Regions from separate parts of the Homo sapiens genome. Here region 2 is linked to region 1. Evidence: chromatin contacts called from ENCODE Hi-C data. All regions are on one chromosome and are shown on one strand. The core of a region is the stretch at or near the end of the contact, and the rest is flanking DNA. Distances in the headings are between cores, read along the strand shown.

Region 1 (3,355 bases), core at 337-2,836:
TAATGAAGATAGGAAATTAGACCATGATAGTGAGATGGAGAAAAATGATAGAATCAAAAGATATTTTTCCATTAATATCAATCAGACATGTTCATGCCCAAGTCAGTATATTTTCTTGTAATCACCTGACAGGTTCTTCCCGCCTGCTGCACAGATAGAACCAATTCACTGAGACAGTGCTATTGCAGTAGAGAAAGAGTTTAATAATTGCATGGCTAGCCAATCGGAAGGACATGGAGTTTGTTACTCAAATCAGCATCCCCCACAATTTGGAGGCTGGGGATTTTTTTAGGATAGTTTGGCAGAGAGGGCTAGGGAATGGGGAATGTTGATTGCTTGGGATGGGGATAAAATCATAGGAGGTCAAAGCTGTCTTTTTGCACTGAGTCAGTTCCTAGGTGGGGTCACAAGACCAGTTGAGCCAGTTTCTTGGCATGGGTTACTAGTCTGGGTGGTACTAGCTGGTCCATCAGAATGCAGGGGCTGAAAAATACCTCAAAACACCAATCTTAGGTTTTACAATAGTGATATTATCTTACAGGGGCAATTGGGGTGGATACAAGTCTTGTGACCTCTGGCTACATGACTCCTTGTGGTTAGTTTTACAAAGGTGGCAGTGGAGGGTGTTTAGTTTCAGGAAGGGGCTGTGATCATCTTTGTTTTAAAGTTGAACTATAAATTAAATTCCTCCCATAGTTAGCTTGGTCTATTTCCAGGAATGAACAAGGGCAGCTTGGAGGTTAGAGGCAAAATGAAGTCAGTTAGGTCAGATTTCTTTCAGTGTCATAATTTTTGTAAAGGTGATTTCACTCTGTTGCATTGCCATTCCTCTCCTTTGACTCAAGTGCCAAAAGTAGAACTTGTCCCAACCCAAGTGATTACAATAACAATTTCAATCCACCACCCTAATCTTAGAAAGAGTCTGGTAAGTCCATGCTGGGGGTATTTAAATAATTATGTGTAGAAGACATTAAAATATGGTTTAAAGTGCTAAAGACTAAACTAACATACTTTAAAACAAACTATACAAAATTAGTAAAGAATATTTTGTCAAAACGCTTTGATACAATCTCATTTATCTTTACTAAGGTGTCAACACCTTTGGGTTAAATTCACCCCAGGGTTACTGTCATTATAGCCAAAGGTCTACATCTCGGCTTATTCCATAAAGCCTGGTTATTTTTTTTAAACTCTTGATTATTTCTTAATAATAGTTTTAAGTTTCTTACCAAGTTAATGCAACAACGTTTTGCACCCATTTGAAAGCAAGGCATCAACCAAAGTTTCCCAGTTGCTTTTGTATGGGACAGAGGAAGTCAGCTCTATGTCTCCTTGTGACTTTTGGCCCTCATCTAAATTAACTGGGACGTTTAACTGAAAATCTGCCCAAACAGTTATGAATATCCAGCAGGATATTTTTGGAATTTCATGAGAAAATATCAATTACCAGAGGAAAATTTATTAACACAAGCTGTACTTCCCTTAAGTGAATTTCTTTTATCTTGAAGAATTACTTCATGCAGGTATCTGGTGTCACCACAGACCATGCATTGTAACTTGCTTATCTTTAGGGATGTTTGGCCTGTCTGTGTGTACTTGGCAGCTTTCCCTACGCATTGGCCAGGGCCATGTCATACAACTGCCATTAGTCAGGCAAAAGCAAACATAAACAATGTTTGTGAATCATTTTTCCACTTTTAGCCAGTTATTTAAAAGCACAACATCATAAACTTGGGAAAAATGAGAGATAAGCTGACATATTTAATGCATTCTATAGCACACTAAAAGATTCCACTAGATCGTAAAAAGAATCCTAAAAATTCTGTTTAATTAGTTATACATTGCGTGATGGACATGGAGGTTACCTGAAAATGGTATAGGGGCCAAGGGAAAACTTTCCCTTCACCTTGTAAAAGTTTGTTGAAAAATAACTAACAAAAAGCAGATTAATAAGAGAAAGGTCATAGAAATTTATTAGTGTGCACAGGGGAGAGTCACAGAGTAATTACTCCAACCCTTCAAGGGGGCATGGAAGCTCATATACCATCTTGAGGTTACTGAAAGAATGAGGGCTCAGAGCATGACCCCAAAAAAGGTTATGGTGCTAAATCAGGTTTTAGGAGGGCAGGAGAAGAAGACCTGGCTAGGAAAAGTGGTTTTGTTATGTAGAAGAACCTCACACGTAGCAGCCTTCAGGGAGTATAGATGGCAAATATTTCCTTTAGGCCTGTAAAAGTATCAGACTGTCAGTGAATCTTTCCTGGATCTGCACAAAGGAGGACCTTGGAGAAAGCCTGGTTGCATCAGTGCAGATTTTCTCTCCAAATGCAAATCTCCCTGACAGAAGACATCTTCATCGATTCGTGTATTTCTAGCTCTTCTTAACAGCCATCTTTAAATATTTCAAATAAATATATTTTGGGGTGAAATATTTTGATTTCCTTCAATGGCAAATATTTTTTCCTAATGTTTTCCCAGGTACCTGAACACAAAATAAAACAAATCCTAAATCATGTGGGAATAATGTTATGTCTTCTTGTGATTGACTTTCAGCTTGATATTTTGCATCATTGCTAGATAAAAGAATGCTTGGAATGTTAATATGGAATGTTGAGCACTAAATTAGAATTCAGTGTTGTAAGATTTGAAACAAACATAGCAATTAAGAGGTTTTAAATTCTTGTATTTCATCACTTCTGAGAGACCATTTCTTTATAGAGTGTTCTACAAAACAGCAGCCCAAATGACAGGGAGATGGAGAAGGAAAATGGAAAAATAGGAAAAATTATCCTTCTTCTTTTGGTTCAAAGGCATGTTTGAAAAAAATGTTAGGGGTAAATAGTGATAAAAAAATGCTGACAGTGTGAACTTACCAGTGTTGACTAAACAGTACAAACACATCAGTATCGTGATTTTAACTTACGGCTAAAATATGAAAAACAATAGGAGGAAAAAAACCCGACCTATTCTCAGTACCCATGTGACAGTAGGTAGGTAGGCAGACATGAACAGGGCACAAGAGGCTCCCCACAACCAGAAATGTCAAGTGACCATCAGGTGATGGTCAAGCAGTGGTTAAACTGTCTCTTTAAAATAATTGGTTGCAGCCAGCACCAGAAAAAGGCAGTCTCCCTATAGATAGAAAACAGCTGAAACAGATGACCAGCAGCTTCCTGGTAAGATCTCAGGAGCTGGGCGAGTCGGCTCAACCCTGCGTATTAAAAGGCAAAATGGTGGAGTTTAATTGGTATATGACCTCCCTCTAGGAACACCCAACTGGTAAGGGAAAAACACCTCAAATAAGCACGTGCACAACTTCAGTAAACACACTGTGCATGCGGCCCCTCCCAAGTGC
Region 2 (3,724 bases), core at 3-2,502, 210 kb after region 1:
TGAGGGTGGTCACACAGCTGTCCACAGGGCAAAGTGAGGGGTTGGAATATTATCCTGAAGGGCCTCTATAGGAGTATCCAAATCAGGTAAACATTTTTAGTATATTGCTCTGGCTGCTGGGAGATAATAGGTTGAAGGGCAGGCAAAAGTGGAAGAGGGGAGACTGGTTAGGGAGTCAATAGTCCTGATAATTATGATAAGGCTTCATCCTGGGAGTGGCAATAAGAATGAAAGACGCAGAAGAGAGATTTGGCATCTATGTTGGAGGTAGAACCAACGGGTGTACTTTCCTCTTCACACTGTACACAAACAATACCCAGCCTAGAAAAATGCTGATGACTTAGTAAATGTCTGAAGGCAGGGAGATGGGAAGAATTGAGGTGTATGGCCATCTGTTTACCTGCTCCATCTCTGTTTTCAATATTTATGAAATATCATGAAAGACAAAGAATATTTTGATGCACAAAATCTCATAAAGAAGCTTTTTAGTCACTGGAGAAAAATAAAGTGCTTCTTTGTTGACATCATCCTGGCTTGCAGTTTTGCCATGTCATAGATAAGACATGCAAGATTAAGTACTAATTTTTAAAAATCTTATATTTAATCTGAGTGATAATAATGATAGGTATGATTTCCCACAGGCAGATTATGTGTCAGGTCTTATGCTAAGGACTTTATGTACCCAATCTTGTCTAACCCTTACAGCTGCTCTTGTAAGATTGAGATGGGGCTATTTTCCATATTTTACGGGGGTCCTTGGTGTACAGAGGTCTAATGGCTTTGCCCTGGTCACCACATTAGTAGTTAGGGGAGTTCACATTTAAAATTTGATCTGTGTATCTCAAAGCACAGGCTTTTACCCAACACGTGGTGCTCTTGCCTCTATTCTTTATTTATTTTCTTTGGATTTTATAAAAGATTCCACAACCATTTGGTTTTCCATCACCACTGAAATCAACCTTTCCTTCGTGGTGCATAAAAAAACAACTGTCATCTGCTTGGAATCTAGTAAAACATGGAGCACATTGCATAATGAAAGAAGAAATAATTGAGAAGTCCAGCTATCAAAAAAAGTCAGAAACAAAGATGAAGATAATATGTTTTGGATGAGAGCAATTGCCTACAAATATAACTGTTGAGGTGGTGATGTCATAAAGAGAACAGAACAAAGATTGTCTAGGCCTTGGCATGAGATCCAAGTGAAGTGCCCTGAAAAAGCCACTGACAAAGATAAGTCTCTATTTTTAAAAGCATTACAACTAGTTACCATTCTCTGTATTTAACCCAGCGAACTACATATCGGAAACTAAAATTTATTGGAGAGATTCTCAGAACCATACTAGAAACATTACCGAGGTCTCATCTAGTTTTCTCTACTGCCTTCCAAGGTAGGTTTTCATCATTTCTAGGTTTTAGATATGAAAACAGAGGCTGAGAAAGGGTCAGTAAGTGGCCCTGGGAAATTGCAGGGAGGGACTGACTAGAGTCCAGGCCAGCTTTCAAGGCAAGACTGTGCTCTTTCTGCCACCCCTCATTGTACCCAACTGGGCTCAGCCTGAAAGATAAACAACAAGAGTGCTCATTGTGTCCTTCTTCGGACCTTGCAGACCACTCACATTCAATTTTTAAGGGGAACATATTTTCCTTTACTTATTTTGTCTTAATCTTTGTAGTTATGTTAGTATTTAGAAAGAGTAGCCCTTTATTTTCTTACCAGAAGCCATTTGTTGTCCTGGACACCAATAACCCTTTAATGGGTTTTATAGAATCTATAGTATTCTGCTAAAAACATTTCCTATAAAGACAATGTTCCCTTTCTGTCTGCTAAAAAAAAATGTATCTATGGAGGAGCTGAATTTTTATTTTGCTTGGCTCATTATCACAAAAGATGTGCAACATTTTTCATTTTTTGCATACTGCTTTTGAGATGGCTCTTTGCATCCAAGCAAGGCTTTTTATGATGTGAAAAAATTTGTATCTATATATTTAATAACATCTTTGTTTAAGAGACTCAGTTCCTAGATTATTTTTGTATACTTTTTACATTCATTGGGAATATTAGAAAGTGAAAGTGATAGAAGTTATTTTAATTTGGTTGTAAGTCCAAGGCCCTTGAGATAGAAAACAGATTTTTTTTTAAAGTTTTCTGTCAGTAATGAATGCTGATGCCTTGTACTAGTTTTTATCATAATTTTTAGGAAATTAGGTACAAGCCTTCCCACAGTAAACATCTGAGGACATTTATGTTTACCATTAGTGTGACAATTTTTTTTTCAGGGAAAAACAACTACTAAAAAGAAATAGCTCCCTGCAACAACAAATATTTCTTCCCTGTCACATCTCACTCTAAAAAGGAGCATTGTATTATACCTTGAATCAATTAATCTGTTCAAATTAATAATCTGAATTTGGTGCCTAGTTTTTCCACTATCCATAAAAAGGGAGTGGAATGATGTAGGTTGCACTGGGCCTCAGCTCACCTCCAGGCTCTGGTTGGAAGCTCTCTCGCTTTTTATGTTGATGCTACAGTAATCAACTCAAGTGGAAAAAATAGTTGACCAATTGCCACATTTGTATTTTGTCAAAATAAGTAAATTTTAGTTTGTGTATTATAACAAAAGGGATTTAAATGTTTGTTTCTTCACAAAGGCATTATGTTTGCTCCAGTTTCGCTGGATGTTAATAGTAAAAATTATTCTGTGATTATTGTCATTTATTTTATATGACATTAAAAACTTCTGTTCTCATTAAAGTCAGTTGAGGCCTTTGTGAGCACTCTTGGTATTCATTTGAATGTTAAATGAGAAGTTATTTTTTCAAATAAAATTATGGCTTTTTTTAAAGACAGAATCTGCTTTATAAATATTAATATATTATTACTAGCAGAGATCCATGAAAACTTTAAAGAAAGAGGTTGTACTTGGCCTACATCCTCCTTGTCATCACTACCATTATATTTACTTGTAAAAGAATACAGAAACAATGAAAAATGAATTTTGTTTATGTCAAAAGATGAAGATGACTATTAACTTGTTATAGTTATGGAATTGCAAACAAATACTTATGAAATTTACCATGATACATGACCCTTACTCCCAGGCACCTAAGGGAGCATCTCTATCTTAGAACTGTGGAAATATCCTTAGAATCCTGTAAATTTCCAGGGTTCACTGGGGCTTTTTCTCCAGTATAAACACTAAAATAGATTTCTCACCCCTCCTCCTCTTTCTCCTCCTCCTCCTCCCTCTTTTCTTCCTTCTTCCTCTTTCCCTTCTTCTGCTGCTACTCCTACTCTTCCTCATCTTCCTCCTCCTCCTGTGAGCCAGTTTATATTAAATTCACACTTTCTTATTTCTACTGAAATAGTATAATAGTGTCAATGACTGAGAGTGAAGAAACATAGAGGGACCCTAAGAAAATCCATTTGAGTACAAAGCTATGTTGTAATACATTTTAAACATTCCAAGGTGGTATCTAGTTTGTTGATATAATGTTATGAGATTTATCCCCTCATTCTCAAAGAGCAATCCCATCAGCAAGCCTGATGGTCCTGGGGAAAGGAGGAAGGCTGAGGGTAGGAAAGATGAAGGGAGTACATCATGAACTATTCTTCCACTCAAGAACTTTAGAAGGTGGGTCAACACCCACAGATGCCAAGTGGTTACAAGGATAGGCTTGCAAGTTAGGTTGTCTGTGTTATAATGTGGGCAATTTACTTTACCTC

The links. A loop is a pair of places that touch in the nucleus more often than their neighbours do. Pooled maps may share reads with other maps.
Region 2: a map of heart left ventricle shows a loop between it and region 1 (4-fold over the local background). The contact joins the promoter of LINC02502 here to the enhancer-like site in region 1. A Hi-C loop is called at or near these places in 2 of 168 maps with a recorded cell type or tissue (heart left ventricle and prostate gland) and 2 of 50 pooled maps.

Annotation. Positions count from the first base shown.
Region 1 is chr4:119,728,690-119,732,044 of GRCh38, forward strand. No RefSeq gene overlaps it. Among named protein-coding and RNA genes, the nearest start is that of LINC01365, 74 kb to the right of the region's middle. Within about 2 kb of position 1,587, at least 12 of the 41 ENCODE cell types and tissues checked have a DNase peak (open chromatin) inside an H3K27ac peak, as active enhancers do; they include heart left ventricle, where a contact is called at or near this core.
Region 2 is chr4:119,938,288-119,942,011 of GRCh38, forward strand. It overlaps LINC02502 (long intergenic non-protein coding RNA 2502), which reads left to right and starts at 1,253. Exons shown (of 2, transcript NR_121639.1): 1 at 1,253-1,388.